Regions from separate parts of the Homo sapiens genome. Here all the other regions are linked to region 3. Evidence: read pairs that join two places in POLR2A ChIA-PET (ENCODE). Cell type or tissue: MCF 10A. All regions are shown on one strand. Each heading gives the region's core, and the rest is flanking DNA. Links, peaks and the distances in the headings are about the cores only. Region 1 overlaps UGP2 (UDP-glucose pyrophosphorylase 2). Region 2 overlaps UGP2 (UDP-glucose pyrophosphorylase 2). Region 3 has its middle 110 kb from the start of MDH1.

Region 1 (5,000 bases), core at 1-5,000, 150 kb after region 3:
ACCATTATTAGGCACCTGTACTGTGCAAGGTGCTAAGGTAGGTTTTGGGAAAACAAAGTTGCATGACATAATGTAGTTTTTTCCCCCTCAAGAGAATATGTTCTAGGATTGCAGACATTTAACTAAAGAATTGGGGTTTTGAGGGGTGTTTGATATAATACAGAGACAGGAGTGATTAAAACTCCCAAATCAGTTGTGGTAGAAAGAAAGGCCTCTTGGAATGTTCAGAAGCCACTGCTTAGAACACTAGGAATACCACCATCAAAATGACAGAAGCAAATCAAGTAAAACAGTTTGAGTCTTTGGGGATTGAGAGATCAGGGCGGTTTCCCAGAGATTGGGATGATTCTCATTATTCTGGAACTCATACTGGGCCATTCTTATTTTTCTACTTTTTTTCTCATTTCTGCCTCCCCTTTTCTGAAAGTGTTGAGTGGTATTTGAAGTGCATGGTTTCGAACAATCTTATAGTTAGGATGCTTTTAACTTCATGGAGTAGAAAAATACCAATTCATTTGGCTTTCAAAAATGAGGGTCTTTTTATCCCATAAATCCTGAAGTAGGATATGCAGGGTTGGTTAATTCAGTACAAAAGCTTATCAGACCTTCCTTCTGCTGTGCTATCTTTGACATATCTGCCTCATTCTTGGGTCAGCTTCTTTCAAGGGCACTAATCATGGCAGAAGAAACGTGGGGTGATTGGTGGACACATACTCATTATGTGAGTAGAAAAAATACTATCTTTTCTCATGTATGTCTTTTTTCAGTGAGGAACACCTTTCTCCAAAGTGCTGTGACAGATTATACCCTTATGGCTTACTGGCCAGAATCATATTACATTTTATGCTTAAACCAATCACTAGGAAGGCTTTGGACCAATCTGGGCCTGGTGCCATCTCTGAAACACAGGGCATTGGGGCAGGGAGTTGGTGACAGAATAGCATTGGAGTAGCAAGAAGGATGAAGAATATGGCTGTTACAAATATGTTAAGATAAATGGAGTATAATCTACCAGAGCTACTCAAAGCCATACTGGCAATGTTTGGTTATTAGATATGCATATCTTTCCCACCCCAAACCTACTGAATCAGAATCTCTCTGGGAGCTTACCCAGGAATCTGTGTTTTAACCAGCCTCCAAGTGATTTGTATGTACATTAAAGTTTTAGAAGAACTATTCTAGATGTCCCAAATGGAATAGGAAATTGCAGCCTTTAGGCAGTCTGCTTTCATACTTTCATTAGCTTTGGCTACTCCAAAAGATACTTCAGCTTGGCTTTTGAGACATGCCTGGATAAGGAATTTGTATTTATTTCCATAGGCAATGAGAATTTCATCAAACAAGGAAGAGAAGTGATATGATGGGGGTTGCAGCTTAAGGAGATCAATCCATCCTCCTTGGCACTATTAGATTAGAGTGATGGGCAGACTAGTTAGAAAGCTGTTGTCATGACTAGGAGAGTAAAAATGCTAGGGGAACTAAGGTAGCAGTAATGGAAATGGAAAACAGTGAATGGAATTACAGCAATCATTTAAGAAGTTTTGATATTGCATTGTCCAATGTGAGGGGAAAGGTGGGAAGAGCCAACTGTGACTGTGAGGTATAAACCTTAGTTTCTACGGAAATGTTAATGCCGTGGAGAACAGGGTGGGCAAAAGAGTAATTTAGTTTGGATGATCAGTCATATTTTGGACATGTTGAGTTTGAGGTACCCAGCTGGGTATCCAGGTGTCAGAAGTCTTTAAGGAAGTAAAGAATGTGATCCTGGAGCTCAGGAAAAAAGTTTAGGATGAGAGGCACATGTTTGAGTGATCAGTAAGGAGAGTGGCATGAGAATTGAGGAGAAAAAATGGTCTGGGGACAGAATTTTAGGAATCTCAGGAGAGGAAAGGAGGAGCCAGTTAGGGAAACTGAGGTGTGGTCAGAGAGGTAAGAAAAGATATAGGATACACTTGAGTAATGGAACCCCATAAAGAGCTTTTCTAGGAGGAATATTCACAAATAACTGGGTTTAAAGGACTGTAGTGAGCCCAGAAGAAGCTGGTTAGCTTGAATTGGTTGTAAATCTAGCCGGCATAGTTCATATTTCCTTGAAATAATCAAGATAGCTTTATCTTGATTATTTCTTGATTATGTCTTGAAATAATCAAGATAGCTTTATCTTGATTATTTCCAGTTGCCATTAAATTCTTGGAGTTCTATGGTTATTTGGATCACAAGTCATTTCCCGATTTAAGATTAAGTGCGCTCTCCAATTCTCTGACTTTGAGTATCTCTCATTGTGGGTTTTCCAGGAAGGTTGGGACTGATCAGACAGAGGTGGCCTAGGGATGGCTCTTCAACTTCTCTGTTGCTCTTGGTGCCTTCCCTGTGGTTTTTCCATGGCCTGTGCATTATGAAACTAGCTTGTGTACTTATTTTGTTTGCGCCAGTGTCAGGGTGTCAGGGAAGGGTATTATGTATCCCTCTTACTTGCTGAAATACATGAAATGAGATCCATGAATTAAGAAACAAAAATATTCACTTGTCAGATTGACTGTAGCCCTCTCTCTTTTTTGGCTCCAGCTGGATAAAAAAGCCCATGATGTTGAAATTTTAGTTCCTATGAACAGGAAGAATTAGGAAACTGGGGGAAAGGAGGAACTTGTGAAAAAAAGTTATTGCCTGTTCTATCTGAAATTGACTTAAAGTGTCTAGTAAGTCCAGTTTTATGTGGTGGGGAATTATCTTGTCTGTTGATTGAACATAAGAAGAGGTTCTGATATAAATGCTTTTGGAGGAGAGTGTGGTATTTAGGGATTTTTGCGTCAAGGTTAAAGAGAGCCAGGCCAGGAAAAAAACATTAGCAAGGTATTTCTGCCTCACTGTGGTGGAATGGGACTAAAAAAACATGGCTTTGCTTCTGGGCTCCACCATTGGCCTGCTCTGTGACCTTGGATAAGTCATTCAACTATTTTCAACCTGTTTCCTCGTCTGTAAAATGATGAGAGTAGGTTAAATGCTCCCTCCCATCTATAAAAATGTTTGACTAAGGTAATGAAATGTTTGACTCCCAATCCACTCTATGTCTAAAGGCGTGGGGAATCAATTTTATATTGCTAGGCAATAGGGACAAAACACTTCATGAGGTTAGAAATCTTGGATTATTCAGAGGATTTTAGTTGACCTTCCTTTAGAAACACAACTGTCCTTGTCAGAAGTGTAACCTGAGAATGTTAAATCCAAGAAAGCTTCTAACATCTGTACTACTTTTCCTACCAGAAATTTCAGACCTTTCTTAAAAAATTCAGGATGGATGAAGAAGTCACCACTAAGGGAAATGGTTCCCTGCTCTGTGCCTCCTGGTCTGTGCCCAGATGCTTAAGATAGCTACGCTTCTTGTCTAAGCACTCTTCCTTATTCTTTATTCTTGAATATTTTTTATTCGTTACAAGCCCTTCCTGATTCTTTAATCACTAAAAACAGAGCTTTTAGAGGGGTAGAAGAGGTGACAGGCTTGTTGTAATGTTCTTTTGTTTAAGCCGATTATATTTATAAAGAGGGTGGAAGAAAACAAATTATTCTTCATGTGCATTGGTGCTGTATCAAACAAAAGAAAGAAACAAAGGTTAGAGACATTTCTCGAGTTTGATCCTGTGTCTGGGATTTTTTCAAGTCTGCCTCTGAAACTTAGACCTGTGTTGACAGAGAGCACATGCAATATTAAATGTGAGTCTTTCAGCCAGCCTTTCTTAGCTTGGGTTGATAGGATAGTGACTTGGGTTCTGTGTGTTTTGACCTTAAATCATGTAAATTAATAAGTTATTGTTCTGCAGAGGGAGCTTCTAAAATGTTTTGTTTTGTTTTCAAATGGTTCTCATTTAGACAAATCTCAAACAGCTACTTTAGTTACTTCTAAACTTTGTAGTTACATTTAGTTTTATCTTATATGTTGTCTTTAATTCTATCTGTATAAATGTCTTTTATTCAAATATAAGTGAAAGAATTTATAGTAGGTGGAGTATATAAGGGGAAAGAGTTTTTAGCCTTACTGAAATGTGATTCTGCTAAATTAACAGGCATTTGTAAAAATAACTAGTTATCAAACTATTTGAATAGAAACTTTACAAATACATTTTTAAAATAAGATTGAATCAAATACTAAGGATAGAAGGGGAAGGGTGGACAAATAATCCAGTTGTCCCTATTTTATGAGAAGTAAATAAGATGATTACTTTCTAGATAAAGTATAAAACAGCCTGTGTTGGTATTTTTCTGCCAAAGTGTTTGGGTCTGGGGTGTTTCTTTTTCTGTTTTTTTTTTTTTTTTTTTTTCTCTTTTCTTTTCTTTTTGAGACAGGATCTGCCTCTGTCACCCAGGCTGGAGTGCGGTGGCGCGATCTCGCCTCACTGCAGCCTCTGCCTCCTCGGCTCAAGGTATCCTCCTGCTTCAGCCTTCCAAGTAGCTGGGAATACAGACAAGCGCCACCACACCTGGCTAATTTTTGTATTTTTTGTAGAGATGAGGTTTTGCCGTGTTGCCCAGCCTGGTCTCAAACTCCTGGGCTCCAGGGTCTACCCGCCTCAGCCTCCCACAGTGTTGGGATTGCAGGCATGAGCTGCCATTGCCCAGCCTTTTTCTGTAGTTTTCTATTTTTGTTGTTTGTATTTATCTAAGAGGGATTTCCGTCACCTTTAGTGAGATCCATCTGTCACAGAAGTGCCCGGCTATGCCAAAAGCATTAAAAGTCTAGTCTGACACACGTAAGCAGTGGAAAGTCTTGGCTGAAATTGGGAACCAGAAGATGGCAGGCAGCCCTATGCCCTTCTCCTTTTAAAATGAAAACGTCGATACAGGGAAGTAGAGGCACCTTGGAATTGCCAATACCTCTCAAGGGGTTCTTGTTTAGTGGAGAATATGAAACTGGAGTGAAACGAGTCCTAACTAGTTGACACCACTGAATTACTGCCACAGGATAAAGGGACCTTGGGATTGAGCCCTTTTCATTTGCTGAATACCAG
Region 2 (5,000 bases), core at 1-5,000, 170 kb after region 3:
AAGGAAATATTGTAGTTCACGGTAGTGTGAGCATATCAGCTCCTGTTACTTCTGGGGATTCTCTTATAGTTGGGTAGGTTGGTTCTGATTTTTTCCTGTTATTAAAACCGTGTAATGAATATAAAACTTTGCATTTCTGAATTTTCTAAGAATAAATGTTCAGAAATGGTGTTTTCTTCAGAGGATATGCACTTTTTAAAGGTTTTGTTTTGTATTTCTGATTGTTTTTTAAAAAGAGTATATCAGGCTGGGCGCGGTAGCTCACACCTGTAATCCCAGCACTTTTAATCCCAGCACTTTGGGAAGCTGAGGCGGGCAGATCACCTGAGGTCAGGAGTTCGAGACTAGCCAACATGGTGAAACCCCATCTCTACTAAAAATACAAAAATTAGCCGGGCGTGGTGGCATGTACCTGTAATCCCAGCTACTTGGGAGGCTGAGGCAGGAGAATCACTTGAACCTGGGAGGCAATGAGCTGAGATCACGCCATCGCACTCTAGCCTGGGCGACAAGAGTGAAACTCCATCTCAAAAAAAAAAAAAGAAAGTATATCAATTTGCACTCCCATTCATATTAATTTGTTGGTCCAACAGCTGTTTTTTGAGCACCAACTGTATGTATATTAGTAGAGAACCATAATGATAAAACCCTCCATTCATCTAGTTTCTAGTTTACAATCTAGTAAAGAAGTGGACAATAAAAAATATGTAACGTGATTTCAAGTAGCGGTAAGTGAATGAAGAAAAAGAAAGATGAACAGAGAATGAAGGGGTAGAGGTAATATTTTAGATAGGCTGGGTAGAGAAGGCGTCTCTAAGTTGACATTTGAGTAGAGACCTACAGTCTGTTTTATTGCCAATCTCACTGTATTTATTAAAGCATTTAATATTATCACTTTAAAACATATTTGCCAGTTGAGATGAAAAATATTTTTAAATTTCTAGATTTTTCTTTGATTTTTATTTATTAGCAGGTTGATCTTTTTTCCATTGGCTGTTGTATTAACTGCTGTTTGAAACATTTAATAGAGAACTAACCTTTTATTTGTAGTAATTGGTCATTGGATTTTGAATTGCTATGATGCTTTAATATAACAAAAAGGCACACTATTCAAGTTTGGCTTCCTAGAGAGGACAGCGCAAAATTTAGGCTGAAAATGAGTGACTTTTATGATTCTGGCTCACAAATACGTGGTTTTTGCTTAGAGTTTTACTAAGGCTGACTTTAGTAACTGAAGTAGCAGATTATATTGAAGGATATTGAGCATGAATGATTGTGTTAGTACTGGTGTATGTAGCTGTTTGGAGGACAGTGTTGGTGCCAAGATTTCTAACTAGCTCTTTGAAAAGACCTCTTTACTTACATGTAAAAATGTTACAAATTTTTGCCTTTGGACTGTGAGGACTCATCCATCACTGGAAAAATTGCCTTCGTGTTTTCCTTTCCATAGTGTTAGTAACATTTATTTTAGAGTAATTAAAATTAATTTTTTTTTTTTTTTTTTGAGACAGAGTCTCGCTCTGTCACCCAGGCTGGAGTGCAGTGGCGCAATCTCGGCTCACTGCAAGCTCCACCTCCTAGGTTTACACCATTCTCCTGCCTCAGCCTCCTGAGTAGCTGGGACTGTAGGCGCCGGCCACCATGCCTGGCTAATTTTTTGTATTTTTAATAGAGATGGGGTTTCACCATGTTAGCCAGGATGATCTCGATATCCTGACCTTGTGATTCACCTGACTCTGTCTCCCAAAGTGCTGGGATTACCGGTGTGAGCCACCGTGCCCGCCCCTAAAATTAATTTTTAAAAACCCCAAAGATTTGGGAGTTAATAGCTGGGAAAATAAAAATATGTACTTGATCTGATAGTTTGCTTTGCTTATAATTTATAAGTGGTAGAAGACAAAAAACTTTCTTAGGAAATTTGCTTTTCCGGGCTTGTGATATGTGATTGTTCATTCTATTTGTTTATTATAGGGGGATTGCTTTGTAATTCCTGTACTAATTTTATGACCTATAAAATTTCTTATGCAAAACAAAGTTTTCTATTTAGGTTTTCTTTCATCAAACTTGTATATAACGTCTATTGATCCAGTATTTTATTTTTTGAATTAAAGTAGTGGGTGGTTGTAATCTGGTTTCTAATCAGTGATCAAACCACTTTTATTTTAAACTAAGGATTTAAAAGTAGGACAAGAAATAATTTTCAGAGAACAGATTTCATTAATTAATAGCCGTTTGTTTTATTCATTTATTCGCTTATTCACAAATGTTTGAGTGCTGCCAACGCTGGGGAGCTAACCTGTTCGTTTAAAGATGATGAATATGGTGGGGAGTATCAGGTGGAAGTTTCTGCCCTTATGGAGTTTACAGTCTTATAATAGAGCCAGAGAACTTAGCAGACAGTTTGGAGACTGTAAGAATTGCTGTGATAGGAGGCGGTAGCTCCCAAAGCCAAGAGCTGCACCAGATTCACTACTAGGGCTGAGGGTCACAAATGGCTTCTAAAGGAAGTGATAGTTTTGCCATTTGGTTCTTGAACTCCTTGATGGGGCATACATGTGTGACTGCACATACACACACAAAATATTTTTTAAATTAAATTTTAAATTGTAAAATACACATAACATAAAATTTACTATCTTAATTATTTTAAAATGTATCCTTCAGTGTTGTTAAGTATATTTTTATTATTTGGCAACCAATCTTCAGAACTTTTTCATCTTGTAAAACTGAGACTCTGTAGCATTAAAGAACAGTTCCCCATTCCCTTCTACCCCCTCTCCCCTAATCCCCTGGCAAGCACCATTCTGGTTTCTGTCTGTATGAATTTGATTACTTTTGATGACTCACTAGTGGACAAAAGCCTTTTTTTTTTCCTCCTTGCTCTTACTGCCCAGGCTGGAGTGCAGTGGTGCAATCTTGGCTCACCGTAACCTCTGCCTCCCAGGTTCAAGCAATTTTCCTGCCTCAGCCTCCTGAGTAGCTGGGATTACAGGAATGCGCCACCATGTCTGGCTAATTTTTGTACTTTTAGTAGAGACGGGGTTTTGCCGTGTTGGCCAGGCTGGTGTTGAACTCCTGACCTCAGGTGATCCGCCCGCCTCGGCCTCCCAGTGTGCTGGGATTACAGGCGTGAGCCACTGTGCACGGCCACAAAAACCTTTTTAAATCTCAAGTTTTCTTTCTGTTGTTTTGAAAATTGCCTGATTTCTGTTACCAATTACATATTACTGGTTTTGCTTTCCTGGAGAAATTTGAGAACATACAAAAGCCTAGGGGGTTGTTTATATGGCAGCGTTCTTGCCAGTGGAAGCACGAAGCCAACATATAGCCTTAGTTAGAGAGACCCTCTTTTCTCTGGCCATCCTGAGGCGTCTCAGGCAGTATGGAGCTATTTTAGGAGAAGAAGCATGGTTTGAAAAGGGAGAAATATTATCAAAGCTTGGGTTTTTTCCAGAAGGCTTTCTTAAATCAGGGGTTGGCAAACGTTTTCTGTAAGGGGCAGATAGTAAATATTTTAGGTTTTATAGGCCATACAATTTGGGGATGATTACTCAATTCAGCCATGGTAGCATGAAAATAGCCGTAGACTATATGTAAACGAATGAGTATGGCTATGTTCCAATAAAACTTTATGAAAACAAGTGGCAGCTCTCACAGACCATAGTTTGTTGACCTCTGTCTTAACATCCTCAGGCTACACATGACTGGAGAGAAACTTTGGCTGAAGCCCATGTCTGGGAGATCATTCAGCTAGTTCGTGACTTGAAACCTAGAAATTCAATACTATATTTCATCAAATTTGGGCCATTGATTATAAGTTACACCTTTTATGTACCACTAATAAAGAAAAGAAATCAACCAATTAATTGTAAGAACCTATTGGTTATATGGTGGATCCTGCTTTCAGAGATGTTAAAATGTTGGGTACGGGTGAGGGAGTGTGTCTGAATCAGTGAAGTAGTAATAATATCAGCCAACATTTGAATATTTACTGTGGGGCCAGGCACTTTGCTAAGCACTTTATATGCATTATCTCATTTATCTTCATAACGAATTAATGAAGTAAATGAAAAAGACTTAGAGCAGTTAAATAATTTGCCATAGTAAGTGGTAGATTCTAAGAAACCCAGGTAGCCTGGCATTAAAGCCTGTGTTCTCTCTCACTTACTATATTTTACTGTCTCATTTGATTTAAAAGGAGGCTTTTTGTCAAATGATATCATTCATGCTGGAATTGATGTAGTTTATTGAATCGGGTCACGGAGGAAACAGCAACTACATAATTTCCCTTTAGCATGTCCTTGGAATTTCAGACATTTCTCACTGCAGCCAGCTATTGCATGCCAGTGCCCTCAAAAAAAAAAAAAAAAGATTTATGAACCTCTTCTGAAAGTGTTTTTTAAATGATAACATGTCTAAGCCAAGCAAAACATGCTGGACGAGGTGTTGGTGCTCTGTATGCCAGTAGAGTGTCTGTGATGCTAGCCAGCACTTCTGGTCCTGCTGCAGAGGAGGAGAGTGAGCTCCACGTATTACTGTAATTCACCTTCTTCTGCATCCGTGAGCCTTACATCCAGGATGGTGCAATCCTGTATGAATGATGCAGACTTCTGCAAAGATGACCTTATTGACTTTCAAAGATACAGGACACACATGAACCACTCAGCTCTCAGTCTTAGAGAATTCTGGTGTTTGTAGCACAGGCTGCATACAACTAACAGAACAAAAGTTGTGGAAGCTTGCTTTTGAGCACATTAGGGTTTTCAGCACTTGTGACCATCAAAAAGAAAAGTCAAAATGGAATGGCAATTAAAGATGGTATGCACGTAATCATCTCAAACCACATCACAGCATCAGCTTCTTATTCAAGCCAAACAGAAGCCTTCTCATTGAAACTTAGTTTGGAGAGAGGTAAAGTTTATTTTTTACTCTATTTGCACATTAATTTTCACTGGGAAATGAATGACTTCTGTTACTAAGATGAATTTTATATTCTGTGA
Region 3 (6,996 bases), core at 1,217-6,216:
TAAACTAAAAATTATTCATTGTTTACCTGAAATTCAAATTTAACTGTCTGTCTTGTATTTTTATTTGCTAAATCTGGTAGCCCTACTAGGAAAGAACCACTAGTCTTAAGAGAGGTGGATCTCCTTGGGCTCTTTTGGTTTATCAATATCTCCTACTTAAATTTTTTTAATAGATAAAAGTATACTTATCATGAGTGTATAGTTCATTGAACTTTCACAAATTGAACACACCCATGTAACCAGCACCCAGGTCAAAACCCAAAATGTTATCCACCCCCTAGAAGCCTCCCTTGTACCCTCTTCCAGCAACATGGTTTCCCAGAGCTTGACCTTTCCACTAAGGGTAATCATTATCCTGACTTCTAAAAGTATAAACTAGTTTTGCTTATTTCACAACTATTTTTATCTAGTGTCAGTGGCCTCATCCTTGTATTCTAAAAGAATATCCACTCACTTGATAGAAACAAAGACCCCCTGGCACCAGGTTAACTGACCATTTGATTTGGAGATGGTTGAGGTTGGGGGACAGCTCTTCCATCTCCATGTATTAAGGGAATTCTCTAGGAAGTGGTATTTATCTAGAACCCCACAGTGGGTAGCAGGTGGGTAGAACCTTCCGGTGGACCTAAGAGATAATAAAGGCAGAAATCTAGAAGTTGTGGGTCTTCCAGAATGTGGTCAGGTTATAAATTTTGGCTAGGAGGGGCTGAGAACCAAGCAGGTGGTTTGGTTGATGACACCTGAGAGACTGTAAGAACTAGGCATTTGACACACTCCCGCATGCACATCTTCATGGAAGTGATCCGATCCGTTGCTAATACCCCAGCAAGTTTCTTCTTGGCAGTGTTGGTCTGCAATGGCACAGCTTTGTTGTATAAAGTTGTTCCATGAAGCCATGAAATTTTTCTGTCATTCCCTCAGTTTGTAGACAGATAACTACGCCCGTTCTACAAGAATGCATCATTATCATTACCATAACTAAGGACAGAAACCAGAAGGGGTCCCTTCCCCTTCTCTCCAGTAGTATTGAGGGGGAAGACCACAGGAATAGAGCTCCAAGAGAAGGCAGAGCAGGACCTTCACCTCCACCAGCCTGGAAAATGAGGCTCCAGGGACCCACTACAGTTCACTGAGTACACACCAATGCTTCCTTGGAGCAGAGCCCACGTGGCTGAGACACCCATGGTAGCAATTGGGTAATTGGGTAAAGAGTCAGAGTATATGACCTGGGTGGTTAAGAATCCTTTTCTGACCAGAATCTTAGGTTAGGAATCCAGGTGATTCAGTTTGGCAAGGACCACCAAATATTTAACTGGCTGATGCCAGAAAGTCTGAATGGTTTCTCAGTAGCAGCCTTCCAGGCAAAAGTGAGATATCAAAATATTTGCCTCTCCACCAAGCTCAAAACAAAGAAGGTAAAACATAGTTCTTCCATCCCCATCACTGCATTCCTCCCCTACCTGGTACATAGTCTGTCCTGTTACAGAAGAGGGTATTTGTTGCAGTATTATTTATAATACCAAAAAAGCAGAACACTCTATTCAAGAATGGGACTTTGACTAAATAAATTACGCCACAACCAAACAATGTAATCCTATTCAGTCTTAAAATGATGTTGTAGAAGAAAATGTAGTAGTAGTTATAGTAGCTGTAGTAGTAGTAGTAGTTATAGTAGTTGTAGTAGTGTGGGCCCCATAAAGCCCACACTACCTGCCAGCATTGTTCTAAGTACTTGGCAAATGTTGACTCACTTAAATATTTACAACATTTTGTGAAGTAGGAGCCATTATTATCCCCATTTTACAGATGAGGAATTTGCAGAAATTATTTCAGTTAAAGGACACGCCCAAGGGTCACACGGTAAGTGATGAGCCAAGATTCAAATTCAGATAGATCCAGAGTCCACTCTATGAACTGTTGCATAATGACAAATGAAATGTTAATCATTTATAATTATAGGAAAAAGCAGGCTAAAAAACAGTTTGAAAAGTGTGATTCCAATTCCGTATCAAGCACTAAAAAATCGTATGATCATACACACAAAGAAAATTTGTTGTGTTGCCTGCCATGGTGTTAATAGTATTACCTCTGAGAAGTTGCATTTAAGTGATTCTTATTTCCTTTTTAATAATTTTCTATAATGTCTATATTTTCTATAATAAATCTTTATGATTTCTTCTTTTGAAACAGAGTCTCACTCTGTCACCCAGGCTGGAGTGCAGTGGCGTGATCTTGGCTCACTGCACCCTAGACTTCCTGGGCTGAGGTGATTCTCCCACCTCAGCCTCTGGAGTAGCTGGGACTACAGGGGTGTACCACCATGCCAGGCTAATTTTTGTATTTCTTGTAGAGATGGGGTTTTGCCATGTTGCCCAGGCTGGTCTTGAACTCCTGAGTTCAAAAGTGATCCTCCTACCTTGGCCTCCCAAAGTGCTGGGACTACAGGTATGAGTCACCATGCCCAGCCTATGACTTTTTTTTTTTAAGATAGAGTCTCGCTCTGTCGCCTGTTGCCCAGGCTGGAGTGCAGTGGCGTGATCTCGGCTCACTGCAACCTCCACTTCCTGGGTTCAAGTGATTCTCGTGCCTCAGCCTCCTGAGTAGCTGGGATTATGGATGTGCAGCACCATGCCTGGCTAATTTTTGTATTTTTATTAGAGACGGGGTTTCACCATGTTGGCCAGGCTGGTCTCAAACTCCTGACCTCAGGTGATCTGCCACCTTGGCCTCCCAAAGTGCTCGACTTTTTTAATGAGGAAAAAATTCTAAGACAAAATGATTTCTTGAGGTGAAATCAGCTCAACAATTGTGACCTTTATGCAAGGTCTTCTGGTATGAAGACATGGAGAGAAGTCACATCCTATGGAAAGCTTTCAAAGGACATTCCCAGATCACATCATGCCAACTGATTTGCCTCAGAGGAAAATGAACTTCAAACTCATTAATGCGTAAACTCAGTGCCTGGGAGGCAAGCTATGTTGAGCACCAAGCAGATGTTAGAATGTTGAAGCTGGCAGGGACCTGGAGCCTCTAGAATCTAATCCCTCTGTTGGCACAGACTGAGGCTGGAGGGGATGCCTATGGAAAGTCAAGTCAGGTAACAGGGAGGCACTTACAGAAAATGGCATTTGCCCTAGGAAGCAGAAGTAAGCAGGAAATTTCACAAGTCATTTAAAATTTAGTCACAGAATTTCCTGGCTAGCAAGAGAACACCTGAGATGACTTTTATCTTCTCGTGGCCACAGAAGTTTACTCAGAAAAAGAGGGAGGGGGGAATAAAGCTTTGTGAATGTATTGCAGTAAAGATTTATGCTTGGGAGAGTTCAAAATTAGCTGTGATGGAGAAGAATCCTGTTGCAGACAATGACATGGACATGTAGCCATCTTTTCCCAGACTACACCCTCTGACAGGATGCAGTTATACTCAGTATCTCCCTGGAAAATGACCCAGAGTTCCTGGACTTCCAGCCCAGTCTGGATTTCCTGAGGGAAGCTATTACTTAGTCAGGCCCCACCCTTCCAAGACATCACAGTGACTCATCTGAGCAAACTGGAGAGGGCTGGCAATCTCCAAGCAACACGGTTTCCCAGAGCTTGACCCTTCCAACAGCTACTCCCACAAACAGGGCCAATTAGCGAGTCCTGCTGATGAAGGAACACTCTCAGCAGCTCCCCTTCCCAGCTGGTTAGCAGCCACTGTCTTTCACCCATCCATGGTTGTAGGTCTCTCTCTGGCTCACTGATAATGTACTACCTCTAGAGGGCAGTTCAAAGCAGGATTCTCACTGAGTTCTGTAATGGTAGTACTTCACAGATTGTAATGAAATTATTCAAAATGTCCTCGTGAAAGAAACCCATGTTCTTTCATATAATGTCACAATTTTAGCTGTCCACTCAAGCAATTTGCAGGACCGAATCTGGATGCAAGTATTTAACTAAAAAGAACTATGTGATAACAGATGCTAGACTTACAAAGAAGGAACTGAGAGGATTCAGAGGGACGGTTGTTCCCACTAAGGTGGTGTATAAAGCAGTTTTTGAGGCGCTGGCCTTTGAGCTGGGCCTTATTAAAGATGAGCTGATTTTGACAGGGAGATATGTTAAGGGAGGCAGAGGAAGAGGGATACCCAGACAGAGGGAGAAGTCTAAAAAAAAGTTTGGAGCTATAAAAGAATGAGTCATGGCATAACAAAGCGAGAAGTCTCGTTTTCTAACATAGAGGTATCCCATAGCCAGGGCAAACTGGGAAAAGAAATATTGAATCTAAGACACCATGATTGCCATCGATTGTAACATGCACTCTGATTTCAGAGGTGTTTCAAAGGTCTTTTAAAAAAATGTGTCTTAGAATTGACAAAACACAGTTAACTGGGATAGTATTATACAAGGTCTCAAAAACCAGCTAAGAGGGTAGATGGTGAGAAATGAGGAGCTTCTGAAGGCTTTTGAGCAGGGGTGTGAGGTTATGTTTTATGAAGATTGCTCATTGCTGTGGGTAAGGCCAAGGTAGAATATGCTTTGGGCTGGGCCTGGTGGCTCACGCTTGTAATCCTAGCATGGTGAGAGGCTGAGGCAGATGGATGTGTTGAGCCCAGGAGTTTGACACCCGCCTGGGCAACCTGACCAAACCTCATACAAAAAATGCAAAAATTAGCCAGGCATGGTGGTGCACACCTGTAGTCCCAGCTACTTGAGAGGCTGAAGTGGGAGGATCACCTGAGCCTGGGGAGGTCAAGGCTGCAGTGAGCCACGATCGTGCCACTGTACTGCAGCCTGGGTGACAGAGTGAGACCCTGTCTCAAAAAAAAAAAAAAAAAAAAACAAAAAGAAAAAAAGAAAAAAATGCTGTGCTAGAGCTACTTAATTAGTACAGGCTCCAGGGAACTAGAGAAGTGGTAGTGGGAATGGAAAAGGTCAGATACAAGACTTTTCCAAGGAAAAATCAAGTGAGTCAACTGCACAGACATGGTGAGTGAGAGAGGAGTCAAAAATCAATTACAGATGGATAACGAAGACAAATGTGGTATGCCTGTCATTGTAATTTATGTTCCCTACTCATTATGCTTTCGTGCTGAACATTTTTTCCTTTACTGATTTTTTTCTAAATGGTAAAATTTTGTTATTCTTTTTCTCTCGCATACAGTGTTTAAAAGTTTTGATACCCAGCATGGTACTCACATAAAAACAGACACACAAACCAAAGGAACAGAATAGAGAACCCTGACATAAATCCATGTATTTACAGCCAACTCATTTCAACGCAGACACCAAGCACATACAATGGGGAAAGAACAGGCTCTTCAATAAAAGGCACTGAAAAAACTGGATAACCATACGCAGAAGATTGAAACTAGACCTCTATCTCTCACTATATGCAAAAATCAAATAAAATGGATTGATGACTTAAATTTAAGACTTGAAACTATGAAACTACTAGAAGAAAACATTGGGGAAATACTCCAGGACATTGGTCTTGGCAAAGAATTTTTGGTGTAAGACTTCAAAATCACAGGCAACCAAAACAAAAGACAAATGAGATTACATCAACCTTCTGCACAGCAAAGGAGGCAACAAGGTAGAGACAATCCACAGAATAGAAGAAAATATTTGCAAACTGCTCATCTGACAAAGGATTAATAACCAGGATATATAAGGAGCTCAAACAACTCAATAGCAAAACAACAAATAATACAATTTAAAAATGGGCAAAAGATCTGAATAGACATTTTTCAAAAGAAGACATATAAATGACCAATAAGAATATAAAAAAAAATGCTCAACATTGCTAGTCATCAGAGAAATGCAAATCAAAATCACAAAGAGATCTCTCACCCCAATTAAAACTGGCTTTTGTCAAAAAGGCAATAACAGATGCTGACAAGGATGTGAAGAAAGGAGAACCTTCATACACCGTTGGTGGGAATGTAAATTAGTACAACCACTATGGAAAACTGTATAGAAGTTCCTCAAAAAACTAAAAATAGAGCTATCATATGTTCAGCAATTTTTCTAGTTATATATAGCCAAAAGAAATGAAATCAGCATATCAAAGACACTTCTGTACTTCCAAGTTTATTGCAGCACTATTCATAATAGCCAAAATATGGAACCAACCTAAGTGCCCATTAATGGATGAATGGATAAAGAAAATGTGTTATATATATACAACAGGACATTATTCAGCCATAAGAAAGAATGAAATCCTGTCACATGCAGCAACATGGATGGAACTGGAGGTCATTATATTAAGTGAAACAAGCCAAGCACAGAAAGACAAATATCACATGTTCTCACTCATATGTAGGAGCTTAAAAAGTGACTATCATGAAATAGAGAACAGATTGGTGGTTACCACAGGCACCAGAAAGGGTGGGGTGAGGGGGATGAAGAGAGGTTGACTAATGGGTACAAATATACAGTTCGATAGAAGAAATAAAACCTAGTGTTTCATAGATAAATAGGATGATCATAGTTTACAATATCTATTGTATATTTCAAAATAATTAGACGAGAATAATTCAATTGTTCCTAGCATAAAGAAAAGACGATTTTTTTTTCTTGAGATGGAGTTTCGCTCTTGTTGCCCAGGCTGGAGTGCAATGGCACGATCTCTGCTCCCTGCAACCTCCGCCTCCTAGGTTCAAGCGATTCTCCTGCCTCAGCCTCCCGAGTAGCTGGGATTATAGACGCATGCCACCACACCCGGCTAATTTTTGTATTTTTGGTAGAGATGGGGTTTCACCATGTTGGCCAGGCTGGTCTTGAACTCCTGACCTCAGGTGATCCGCCTGCTTCGGCCTCCCAAAGTGCTGGGATTACAGGCGTGAGCCACCGTGCCCAGCCAAAGACAAATATTTAAGGTGATGGATCTTCTAATTACACTGAATTGATCTTTACAAATTATATATACCCTGAAAATATGTACACCTAGTATATATCAATAAAAAGTAGAATTTAAAAAAGTTTTAATTAACATCTTTACAGTGCTAATGGTTG

What was found. ChIA-PET counts read pairs that join two places held together with the same protein. Peaks named below come from ENCODE experiments on the same cell type or tissue, not always from the same donor. Only the 100,000 strongest peaks of a DNase experiment are listed, where the experiment ranks them.
Region 1: POLR2A ChIA-PET joins it to region 3 with 11 read pairs; 23 of 35 experiments call an interaction of 5 or more read pairs at or near these places.
Region 2: POLR2A ChIA-PET joins it to region 3 with 11 read pairs; 13 of 35 experiments call an interaction of 5 or more read pairs at or near these places.

The regions. Positions count from the first base shown.
Region 1 is chr2:63,851,229-63,856,228 of GRCh38, forward strand. The region is part of intron 1 of UGP2 (UDP-glucose pyrophosphorylase 2); the gene reads left to right. Among named protein-coding and RNA genes, the nearest start is that of UGP2, 12 kb to the left of the region's middle. In MCF 10A, for the core only: no CTCF peak of the experiment used is centred there; a DNase peak (open chromatin) is centred at 2,493.
Region 2 is chr2:63,868,437-63,873,436 of GRCh38, forward strand. All of the region lies in intron 3 of UGP2 (UDP-glucose pyrophosphorylase 2), which reads left to right. Among named protein-coding and RNA genes, the nearest start is that of UGP2, 29 kb to the left of the region's middle. In MCF 10A, for the core only: no CTCF peak of the experiment used is centred there; a DNase peak (open chromatin) is centred at 2,835.
Region 3 is chr2:63,695,483-63,702,478 of GRCh38, forward strand. It overlaps a transcript of WDPCP not described here. Among named protein-coding and RNA genes, the nearest start is that of MDH1, 110 kb to the left of the region's middle. In MCF 10A, for the core only: a CTCF peak has its summit at 3,774 (motif pointing right); a DNase peak (open chromatin) is centred at 3,609.